2 separate regions of the Homo sapiens genome follow, and region 2 is linked to region 1. The links are chromatin loops, found by intact Hi-C in ENCODE. Cell type or tissue: CD14-positive monocyte. All regions are shown on one strand. Links, peaks and the distances in the headings refer to the core of each region. The heading gives the core; the rest is flanking DNA.

What was found. Hi-C counts contacts between places; a loop is a spot of excess contacts. Peaks named below come from ENCODE experiments on the same cell type or tissue, not always from the same donor. Only the 100,000 strongest peaks of a DNase experiment are listed, where the experiment ranks them.
Region 2: a loop joins it to region 1, with 2.4 times the contacts of the local background. A loop is called at or near these places in 6 of 110 quality-filtered maps.

Annotation. Positions count from the first base shown.
Region 1 is chr3:72,521,793-72,524,711 of GRCh38, reverse strand. No RefSeq gene overlaps it. Among named protein-coding and RNA genes, the nearest start is that of RYBP, 77 kb to the right of the region's middle. In CD14-positive monocyte, for the core only: no CTCF peak of the experiment used is centred there; a DNase peak (open chromatin) is centred at 1,181; H3K4me3 peaks cover 1,567 bases; H3K27ac peaks cover 2,500 bases.
Region 2 is chr3:72,453,810-72,456,728 of GRCh38, reverse strand. No RefSeq gene overlaps it. Among named protein-coding and RNA genes, the nearest start is that of RYBP, 8.6 kb to the right of the region's middle. In CD14-positive monocyte, for the core only: no CTCF peak of the experiment used is centred there; a DNase peak (open chromatin) is centred at 1,288; H3K27ac peaks cover 550 bases.

The DNA.
Region 1 (2,919 bases), core at 212-2,711:
CTGGGATCACGCCACTGCACTCCAGCCTGGACGACAGAGCAAGACTCCACCTCAAAAAAAAAAAAAAAAAAAAAAAGAATATAGAAATTATGATACCATGCCAGTTAAGATACACACACATACACACACACATACTATACACACATAGGGTTTTTTGTTTATGATATACACCTTATATATATGTGTATTTGATTTATGATATACAACTACACATCTTTGAAAAAAGCTGGTTTATTATACATAATTTAGGTAAAATATAGAGCTCTTAGCCAAAATTTCATGTCCAGGTTTTAGGTATACGGATTTAGGGATTGTTCCTATCGAATGTTAAATTTTTAGCAATAATAGTAACTGTGACCTACTTACCACCTATTATATACCAGGAACTGGGCTAGTTCCTTCCCATCCTTTTTTATACTTACTCTTCACAACTCTATTTCTATTTTCCTGTTTTATTGATGAAGAGGTAGAGGTTCAGAGAGATTCAGCAATTCACCCAAGGCCACATAGGTGTTCAGTGGCAGGGCCAGGTTTTGAGCTCAATCTAGAGACTGTAAGTTCACAAGGTTGGGAACACATCTATTGTGTTTACCAGCATGTTACCTGATGCCCAGAATGAACCCAACGATTGTAAGAGCTCAATAAACACTGGAATGGAGAATGAATGAACCAGTGCTTGAATGCTTGCATGCATGAATGAATGAGTGCTTACATGAATGCATGAACGAATGGCTCTAACTCCTGTGTTCCCAGCCACTGTGCTGAACCTCCTCCTCACTTACTTTGCTCCACATGCTGCCAGCATCAAGCCGCCTGTATCTGAATGACATGGGGTGATGGGATGGAGCAGTCTTTGCATCTAAAGTAGAATAAATCAGACCTCGGTGTATTTTCACTGTCTTTTATGGATCTGTGATGAGACTTGGCCGGGAGGGTGGTGGGGGGTTTGCCGGATGCTGAGTGTTTGCATATCTGTCTAATGTGGTCAGGGTGGAGAGTGTGGATAAATAGGGCAGGTCCACACTGGGTGTGTCTGCCAGCAAGTTCTCAGACATGCCTCCACTGCCCCTCTGCTTGAGAGGGAAGCAATGGCTCTGGCACCACGCTATCTGCTAACTCTCAGGGAGGGAAAGAGGAAGTGACATGGGACAGCTTCTACTGCCAGAAAGGAAAGCAGAAATTCAGTAAGAAACAGAAGTTCCCTTGCAGTGCCTCGTTTTAGTTCCTCAAACTTACACCAAAAGTTAACAGGGTGACCTACAAATCTCACGGAACTGGAAATCAGGCCCTGTTTTGTCAGGGGCTTGGATAAGTCATTTTTCTGCTTTGGGCTTCAATTTCGTTATCTGCAAAATAAACAAATGAGGCTAAACCCTGCCTTGGGACATTTAGAACTGTGGATGTGTCGGGAGGCATCTTCTTGGTGATCATAATGATTGATGAGTGATGCTTATGTGTGTTGGGGGCTGGGTGGGAAGCAGGATAATAAATGTGTTCATGTACTTAGGACCACACAATTGGAAATCGTCCCTCTTGGAATTTGAAATGATGATTAAGAACCTCTTCATTGCTAAAATACCGTGATTCTATCCTAACCATGCTGATTTGAATCACCCAAGTCACATAATGAAAAGAAACCAGACTCTACCTAAAAGAAATCAAGGGTAAGGGACATAATAGATTTTAAAATACCTCTCAGTGTGCCTTATTTCTGTGCATGTCAATACAGTTTCTTTCCCTCCCTCCCTTCTCCCGGGATTGCTCCAGGAAACGGGAGGACATCAGCGCATAGAGAGGAAACATCACAGGCAGTTGCTGTCAGACAAAAGGGGTAAGCAGAAAGCCCTTTTGGCACAGGGGAGGCACATCCCCTCCTTTACAAGGCCCAGATGGGAGTGGCTGCTAGGCCAGGGTAGCAGAAATGGCTGAGAGAGACGTCCAGGTCAACAGGCCCTTAGGACCCCAAGGGTTTCCAAGCTGGAGGAGGGTAGTGGCTGAAAGGCTAAGAGGACTGGTGAACCAGAGGTCTGGAGTTGAGCTCAGGAGCTCATCGCAGGAGGTTAAAGCAAAGGAGATGTGAGCAGGGGAACCAGACACTCCTCAGCAGGTGCCGTCAGAGGACAAGCCGACTACTTGGAAAGACCTCTCCAGGAAGGCCAGTGGATTTCCACAGATGAGCGGTTCCTTCTCCAGCACCCAAAGCTGTTTAAGCTCTTGCCTGTATCCAGAAGCTGTCTTTGTGGTGGGGACTGCTTTACTGAGATGCAACACACAGCGAAGTACACAAATGCTAAAAATACAGCTCAATGCGTGCGCACCTATGTGTACACCTACGTACCTACCACCCAAATCAGGATATAGGCCAGGCCAGCACCCTAGAAGGCTCTTTTGTGCCTTCTTCCAGTCAATACCCTCTGCCAAAGATAACCATTTTGTAACTCGATCATGATAGGTGAGTTTTTGAACTTTATAGAAGAGGAATCCTACAGTGTGTAGTCTTTGTTGTCTGATTTTGTTCACTCAACATTATACCTCTGAGATTCATCCATGCCATTGTGGGTAGCAGTTCCATTTCCCTGTGATGCTGGGGAGTATTCCGTTGTGTGATTATGCCACAGTTTATTTATCTGCTCTACTATTGATGGATATTTGGGTTGTTCACAGATGCCATCTTGAGAAATAATATGAAGGATGAAAACATCTCTTTTTTTTTTTTCTGTTGCCCAGGCTGGAGTATAGTGGTGCGATCTGGGCTCACTGCAACCTCCGCCTCTGGGGTTCAAGTGATTCTTGTGGCTCCCTAGTAGCTGGGATTACAGATGTGCACCACCATGCTAGGCTAATTTTCGTATTTTTAGCAGAGGCGGGGTTTCACCATATTGGCCAGGCTGGTCTGGAACTCCCAAATTCAAGTGATCC
Region 2 (2,919 bases), core at 115-2,614, 68 kb after region 1:
AAAGTAGCTGGGCATGGTGGTATATGCCTGTAGTCCCAGCTACTTGGGAGGCTGAGGTGGGAGGATCACTTGTGCCCAGGAAGTCAAGGCTGCAGTGAGATGACATTATACCCCTGCACTCCAGCCCTGGGAACAGAGTGAGACCCTCTCTCAAAAAACAAACAACAATAATCACAATAACAACAAAAAACACGGCCGGGCACAGTGGCTCATGCCTGTAATCCCAGCACTTTGGGAGGCTGAAGAGGGCGGATCACCTGAGGTCAGGAGTTGGAGACTAGCCTGACAAACATGGAGAAAACCCGTCTCTACGAAAATACAAAATTAGCCAGGCGTGGTGGTGCACACCTGTAATCCTAGCTACTCGGGAGGCTGAGGCAGGAGAATTGCTTGAACCTGGGAGGCAGAGGTTGCAGTGAGCCGAGATCACGCCATTGCACTCTAGCCTGGGCAACAAAGAGCAAAACTCCATCTCAAAAAAAAAAAAATTATGGAAAAACTGAAGGAAATCATACCATCATAGGGAACCACTCACCTGAATATTCACAAGGCTCAAACTGGAATGTACTAAAGTTCATCATCCATTTCCTGGGCTCTGGCATGTGTGGCTGGACTGCTATGGCAAAAACTCACAGGGAGACAGGCCCACAAACTAGGATTGAACAAAGGAAAGTCCCTGTCCCAACAAATATTACATTCTACTGGATGAACCAGGCCAAAACATACATACACACACACACACACACACACACACACACACACACCATCATACAGTGCTAGGTCATGCTAAGGGTGTAAAGAAAGATAAAGCAGGGTGAGGGTGGCAGTGACTGGGGATTATGCTATGTAAGATGTCCTAGTCAGGGAAGTCCTCCCTGAAGAAGGGGCATTTAGCATCCACCTGGACTATGAGAGCAATGTAGCTGTGGGAATATCCAGAGGAGAACAGGCAGAAAGGCCCTGAGGAGGGGCCGGACATGGCAGGAAACAGCAAGGGGCCCAAGTTCCTAGAGCTGAGCTGGGGGTGAAGAAGCCAGGGGTGGATGAAGTTAGCAGGTCTTGAAGGCCAGAGTCAAGATTCTGGATTTTCATCTAAATGTCATGAAAGTCATTTGAGGATTTTGTGCAGGTGAGTCACCAGCATCTTAAAAGGATCTCTTGACGTGGTTTTGAGAGAAGACTTTAAAGAATCATGGTAATCACAAGGCCGATGGCCAAATATTTCTTGCTCTCTACCTCCTGGGCACATGCTGGCTTCCTGTTTATGCTTCCTGTTGTGCAGCGTGGCCATGAGACTCTGACCAATGAGTTGTGAGCACAGGTCACTGTGTCACTTCCAGGCCAGGCAGCTGGTTGCCAGAATGCGTGCCTCTAGAGCTCCTTTACAGCCACCAATGATGTTCAAGCTGGATGCAGCTCAGAAAGCCTGGGTCTTTGTTTGTGCTGCTATCACAAAACACCCAAGACTGCTGGGTAATTTATAAAGAACAGAAATTTATTGTCTCACAGTTCTGGAGGCAGGGAAGTCCAAGATCAAGGTGCTAGCATTTATTGAGGGCTGCTCTCTGCTTCCAAGGTGGCACCTTGAACACTGTATCCTCCAGAGGGGAGGAACGCTGTGTCCTCACATGGCAGAATGCAGTAGGGCAAAGAGGATGAACTCCCTCTGCCATGCCCTTTTATAGCAGCATTAATCCATTCATGAGAATAGAGCCCTCATGACCTAAACACCTCTGCAAAGGCACTACTTCCCAACACTGTTGCATTGGGAATTAAATTTCCAACGCATGAATTGTGGGGGACACATTCAGGCCACCACAGCCTAGGTCCAAAGAGTGAGGAGAGACAGGGTGGAGGTGTTGACCTGCAGACAAGTGGCTTTAGCAAGAAATCCCTTTAATCACTTTGTTGGGATAAATCACGAAGATTTGGGAGGGTTACCATAGCATAACCAAGCATATCCTGACAGTACAGAGTGCAAGAAGAGAAGACTAGAAGTCCTCCTCTTTTCAGTTAGGAGGCTGAGAAGTAATTCTTTGTTGGACTGGAGCGACAGCAATAGAGATAATGGGAAGTGGTCAGATTCAGGATATATACTGAAGGTCAAGTGCAAAGGCTGGACTGATGTAGGGTATAAGAAAAAGAGAGAAGTCAAGGATAACTCCAAGGATTATGGCTTGAGTAACTGGATAAATTACTGAAAAGAAGAATACTCTGGAAAGGACAGGATTATTCACAGTGCCAGGCAGACAGCAAAGCTACACGATGCTAGGTCTTATGGTTATTACTTTAAGAGGGGAAGGAATATGGAGTGTAGATGCTTAGGGAACTTTTCAATCCAGAGTTATTGAGATGTAACTTATATACAGTAAAATTTACTTACCTTTTTTCAGAGACAGGTTCTTGTTCTGTCTCTCAGGTTGGAGAGCAGTGGCATGACCATAGCTCACTGCAGCCTCAAATTTCTAGGTTCAAGCAATCTTCCTGCCTCAGCCTCCTGAGTAGCAAAATTTACTCGTTTTGATGTACAGGTCTGAGTTTTGACAAATGCATTCTATCTTCTAAGTACCTCCATAGTCAAGATGTAGATAACTTCCACCCTCCCCCTGCATTCTTTTTTGCTGCCACTCCTTTGTAGTCAAATGCTCCCTCCACCCCTAATCCTTGGCAACCACTGATCTGTTCTGTATCCCTCTAATTTTGCCTTTTCCAGAAAGTTACGTAAATGGAACCACACAGTATGTGACCTTTTGAGACTGTGTTCTTTCACTTAGGATAATGTATTTGAGATTCATCCACATTGCATAGATCAGTAGTGTGTTCCTTTTAATTGATGAGTAGTATTCCATGGTATGGATGTGCCACAATTTGTTTATTTTCTCGCCAGTTAAAGGGCATTTGGGTTGTTTCCAAGTTTTG